Linked DNA regions of Homo sapiens: region 2 is linked to region 1. A link is an interaction called in ENCODE POLR2A ChIA-PET data of the cell type or tissue named here. Cell type or tissue: OCI-LY7. All regions are shown on one strand. Each heading gives the region's core, and the rest is flanking DNA. Links, peaks and the distances in the headings are about the cores only. Region 1 overlaps LYVE1 (lymphatic vessel endothelial hyaluronan receptor 1). Region 2 overlaps AMPD3 (adenosine monophosphate deaminase 3).

Region 1 (2,815 bases), core at 83-2,582:
CCTGCCTGTCTTTAGATGAGGCGCTCAGGACCTGTCAAATACTAATAAAAGCTTAACACAAACTCAACTTTCATGAAGTCATAGAATCTGAGAGCTGTAAAGAACCTTAGTGATTAAGCTAAAAAGTGTAAGTATAAAAGAATTTCACTGTTGAAAACTCAAGACTTTTAAAAATAAATCACTATCTGTTCCTATGCATAAGTTCTTTTTAAAATATATACCCTAAAGGCCTATGACTTTATTCTAGTCATCTCTTTCTCAGGCAGGCTTGTTGACTAGAGTAGGTCTCAAGGCCATGGAGGAGAAATGAACTCTGTCATATTGCAACTGATAGAATTGAGAGTGTGAGAAGCAAGGCCAATGATTCTACAAGCATGAAGCAAAGAAGCTGGTGTGGGCCCAATATCATAAAGGGCTACAGAGAAGGTTTTTCTCCTGTACTGTCTACTGTCTCAATCACCTGGATCATGCAATGAGCATTACACACAATGTTTAAGTGAAGGACCAACAGGCCTTGTCTCTGTTCCTTGCAGGTGTCCCCACGGCTCTGCTAGTGCTTGCTCTCCTCTTCTTTGGTGCTGCAGCTGGTCTTGGATTTTGCTATGTCAAAAGGTAGGGTTGTTGGTGCACTGCTAGTCTTGTAATCTTTGTCATGTTTCTATCCTGTGCTTTTTCAGGGTCACTGTTGGCATTTTGCTGATCAAAATGGAGATAGCAGTCCTCTGATATAAATTTCTCCCTCATCTCATCTCTTTCCCTTCAGCCCAATCTTTTCTATTTCAGGACATGCATGTCGTCCAGCCATCAGTCAATGACTGTCCTTTGAAAATCAAGAAATTAAAAAAAATTGACATCTGGGGAAAATTTATATGCTTTATTTGATTTTTGGTTCTTTGTTTTTGTTGGAAGAGTTATGTGGTCAGCCTAAAGTCTGGCCTGCAAACATATTGTCCAATTTAAATGAATCCATTAAGGTGGTGATGTCTTAATGTATTAGAGCATGCATGTGCTGGCATCACTCTGAAATAAAGGTATCCAGTGTACTGTGCCAATATGTACCATGGCCAAAAAGTGTTATCTATCGTTATGTGTGAGAGTCTCTCACTTTAATTTCATGTTTCTGCCTAAAGGTATGTGAAGGCCTTCCCTTTTACAAACAAGAATCAGCAGAAGGAAATGATCGAAACCAAAGTAGTAAAGGAGGAGAAGGCCAATGATAGCAACCCTAATGAGGAATCAAAGAAAACTGATAAAAACCCAGAAGAGTCCAAGAGTCCAAGCAAAACTACCGTGCGATGCCTGGAAGCTGAAGTTTAGATGAGACAGAAATGAGGAGACACACCTGAGGCTGGTTTCTTTCATGCTCCTTACCCTGCCCCAGCTGGGGAAATCAAAAGGGCCAAAGAACCAAAGAAGAAAGTCCACCCTTGGTTCCTAACTGGAATCAGCTCAGGACTGCCATTGGACTATGGAGTGCACCAAAGAGAATGCCCTTCTCCTTATTGTAACCCTGTCTGGATCCTATCCTCCTACCTCCAAAGCTTCCCACGGCCTTTCTAGCCTGGCTATGTCCTAATAATATCCCACTGGGAGAAAGGAGTTTTGCAAAGTGCAAGGACCTAAAACATCTCATCAGTATCCAGTGGTAAAAAGGCCTCCTGGCTGTCTGAGGCTAGGTGGGTTGAAAGCCAAGGAGTCACTGAGACCAAGGCTTTCTCTACTGATTCCGCAGCTCAGACCCTTTCTTCAGCTCTGAAAGAGAAACACGTATCCCACCTGACATGTCCTTCTGAGCCCGGTAAGAGCAAAAGAATGGCAGAAAAGTTTAGCCCCTGAAAGCCATGGAGATTCTCATAACTTGAGACCTAATCTCTGTAAAGCTAAAATAAAGAAATAGAACAAGGCTGAGGATACGACAGTACACTGTCAGCAGGGACTGTAAACACAGACAGGGTCAAAGTGTTTTCTCTGAACACATTGAGTTGGAATCACTGTTTAGAACACACACACTTACTTTTTCTGGTCTCTACCACTGCTGATATTTTCTCTAGGAAATATACTTTTACAAGTAACAAAAATAAAAACTCTTATAAATTTCTATTTTTATCTGAGTTACAGAAATGATTACTAAGGAAGATTACTCAGTAATTTGTTTAAAAAGTAATAAAATTCAACAAACATTTGCTGAATAGCTACTATATGTCAAGTGCTGTGCAAGGTATTACACTCTGTAATTGAATATTATTCCTCAAAAAATTGCACATAGTAGAACGCTATCTGGGAAGCTATTTTTTTCAGTTTTGATATTTCTAGCTTATCTACTTCCAAACTAATTTTTATTTTTGCTGAGACTAATCTTATTCATTTTCTCTAATATGGCAACCATTATAACCTTAATTTATTATTAACATACCTAAGAAGTACATTGTTACCTCTATATACCAAAGCACATTTTAAAAGTGCCATTAACAAATGTATCACTAGCCCTCCTTTTTCCAACAAGAAGGGACTGAGAGATGCAGAAATATTTGTGACAAAAAATTAAAGCATTTAGAAAACTTCTTTGCTTTCTTATTTACGTAGATGCATTATACCTTTCATGTAAAATTAAAGTGAGGACCAGATCATATCATATTGTTTGCAAAAATAAAAGGGACAATGTTGGTTGTTAAAATACAAGCATATGTCAACCAAACAGCATATATCATATGGGGCTATTCATGCTCCAAACATTTTATTTTGAGTTGGCCAAGTACATACACATTAAACAGTCCTTTACTAGAGATGCTGGCCCTCCATTTCCATCCATTTCAGA
Region 2 (2,815 bases), core at 284-2,783, 100 kb after region 1:
CCTCAAAGAAGCTTTCTCTATCCACCTCCTCGCATACTGATTCCTTACTAACAGTCACTGGCCTCAACCACCTGCTTGGTTGGTTGGGTTTCATTCTTGCTTGCTTGCTTTCTTCATTTCCTTATTTCTTTCCTTTTTTGCAATTACTTGTATAGCACTTAATATGTACACTCTGGCCAGGCGCATTGGCTCACGCCTGTAATCCTAGCATTTTGGGAGGCTGAGGCGGGCAGATCACCTGAGGTCAGGAGTTTGAGACCATCCTGGCCAACATGGCAAAACCACGTCTCTACTAAAAATACAAAAAAATTAGCCAGGCGTGGTGGCAGGCACCTGTAATCCCAGCTGCTCAGGAGGCTGAGGCAAGAGAATTGCTTAAACCTAGGAGGTGAAGGTTGCAATGAGCCAAGATTGAGCCACTTCACTCCAACCTGGGTAACAGAGTGGGACTCTGCCTCAAAAAAAAAAAAAAAGTATACTCTGGGGCCGGGTGTGGTGGCTCACGCCTGTAATACCAGCACTTTGGGAGGTCAAGGCAAGAGGACTGCTTGAGCCCAGAAGTTTGAGACCAGCCTGGACAACATGGCAAAACCTCATCCCTAAAAAAGATTTAAAGAATTAGCCAGGTATGGTGATGCATGCCTGTAATCCCAGCTGCTAGGGAGGCTGAGGCAGGAGGATCTCTTGAGCCAGGGAGGTTGAGGCTGCAGTGAGTTATGATCGTACTACTGCACTCCAGCCTGGGAGACAGGGTGAGACCTCGTCTCAATTTTAAAAATAAAATATATATATATATATAAAATATATATTATATATAATATATATTATATATAATATATATTTTATATATGTATACATACATATATATACTCTGCAAAGAACTTCATACTTATTAACTCAGTTAATCTTATTATTCCCACTTGACAGATGAGAAAATGAAGGCATAGAGAGCTAACATGCCCAGGGTCACACTTTTAATAAGTCAGCAGAGATTTGTGCTGTTCTCAGCCTTTCTCTCTCATCCCTTTCCTCTCTGATCCTCAGCTCAGGGATCTGAACCCAGGCACCTGGTTCCTGCCTCTGTCCCCTCACCCACCATGCTGTGCTGCTTCTCTTTGTCCACGTATGTGTCCGGGCAGGGGCTCCTCACAGTCCCCAGCATAACACTTGTGGAATGGATTAATACTGCACCCTTTTCGACAAGCCACCCTCGTTGGGAGCAGCTCTGGAAGAGGAGTTTCCCATCTACCTATGACCACAGTTTCTTTAAAGTTGGTTTAAAGAGAGAAGTGGTTTTGTGGACCAGACAGACAAGAATGGAGATGAGACAGAGCCCTGCTGCTGTCCAGCAGGGAGAAGTGCAGCTACAGGGGAGGGGAACACACTAGGCCATCTTGGGACAGTCATTCTCCGGCCTCACAATGTTCTCATCTGTGAGATAAAGGGATTGAACTAAGTGGTCTCTAAGGCCCTCTCAGCTCTAAGTGGCATAATTCTAGGTACCAGAGAGATTTCCGGTGCCTGAGGAGGGCTTGCTGCTCTGAGTCTGAGTGGCATGTGGGACTAAGTCATGACACAGACAGGAAGGAAGAAAGCAGGCTAGCAACAGGCAATCAGAGTGAGGTCTGTGGCTCCCTTAACTCTGAGACCCAAGGACCTGCCACTCCCTGATGAGAGGAGTGGGAGGGAGCTGGTGGGGAACAGCCTGTCAACACACAACTGTCTGGGGAGCAGACATCAAGACAGCGAGGCCTGGCCTCTGCAAAAAGGAAGAGGAACAGAGCTGCCTGTGGGGATTTCCATGTCTTGATAGCAGAGAGGGGGGAAGCTGGAGGCCATCAAAGGAGGTGACAGGGGAGAGAAAGTCTGGAACAGCACAAAGAACCAGACCCAGGAGGCTCCATCAGGCTGAAACGAAACTGGATCCTCACCTCCCCCCTTATTCCAAGGCCACCAATCAAGGGCACCATCCCAAAACCTCACATCGCATCTCAGAAGAAGATATGCAACCCAACAGCCCAGGCAAAAGGCCGCAAATGCCATAAAGCACCATACCATTTGACTAAGCAACTTTACTTCTACAAATTTCTTTCAAAAAAAGAATCCTAAGAATGAAAAGCACAAGGATATTTACCTGCATTATTTACATAAATAGCTTTAAAATGCCTAAATTAGAGCATACTCACTTGAAAAAGATGTTAAGTAATCAGAATTATGATTATGAGGATGGTGCAATCACATAAAAAAATAAAAATACAGTAAATGAAAAAATTAATACATAGAACCATACCCATGCTTTATTTACAGTGAAAGGAAAATGCATCCCTTTATGGGCAAGACCTGCAAGAGATTCACGCAGTCAAAATGACCAGGTGGCAGGGCTGCCTGTGTGTGAGAGGATATTTTATTTTGATGATGAATGCTATTATAATGCCATTTTTAACAAATACAAAGAGAATAGAAAGAAAATGAGTAGACTTAAGACTCTATGAAAAGAGAGAAAAATAGGAAAACAAACTTCTTTTTCTGGCAGGTTTTGGCAATTAGGGCTCCCTCCTTAATTGCCGAAGGGAGGGAGGGAGGGAGCATCACCATACCTGGCTAATTTTTTTTTTTTTTTTTTTTTTTAGAGATGAGGTTTTGCCATGTTGTCCAGGCAATTTGGGAGGCTGAGGAGGAAGGATCACTTGAGGCTAAGAGTTCAAGATCAGCCTAACCCACACTATTGAGAGGCCAGGCCAAAGGGAGTTTCACCATTCAGACCTATCTCTGTGTTAGCTCCTACCCTGGACAGAAGCCATCCACCACCAGCAGC

Evidence for each region. ChIA-PET counts read pairs that join two places held together with the same protein. Peaks named below come from ENCODE experiments on the same cell type or tissue, not always from the same donor. Only the 100,000 strongest peaks of a DNase experiment are listed, where the experiment ranks them.
Region 2: POLR2A ChIA-PET joins it to region 1 with 5 read pairs; 19 of 35 experiments call an interaction of 5 or more read pairs at or near these places.

The regions. Positions count from the first base shown.
Region 1 is chr11:10,557,613-10,560,427 of GRCh38, reverse strand. LYVE1 (lymphatic vessel endothelial hyaluronan receptor 1) reads left to right here. Exons shown (of 6, transcript NM_006691.4): 5 at 534-612; 6 at 1,131-2,815. The coding sequence ends at 1,317. The region is part of intron 1 of IRAG1-AS1 (IRAG1 antisense RNA 1); the gene reads right to left. Among named protein-coding and RNA genes, the nearest start is that of LYVE1, 9.6 kb to the left of the region's middle. In OCI-LY7, for the core only: no CTCF peak of the experiment used is centred there; no DNase peak of the experiment used is centred there.
Region 2 is chr11:10,458,068-10,460,882 of GRCh38, reverse strand. The region is part of intron 1 of AMPD3 (adenosine monophosphate deaminase 3); the gene reads right to left. Among named protein-coding and RNA genes, the nearest start is that of AMPD3, 4.2 kb to the right of the region's middle. RefSeq lists an enhancer at 1,766-1,895. In OCI-LY7, for the core only: no CTCF peak of the experiment used is centred there; a DNase peak (open chromatin) is centred at 1,562; H3K4me3 peaks cover 2,287 bases; H3K27ac peaks cover 2,386 bases.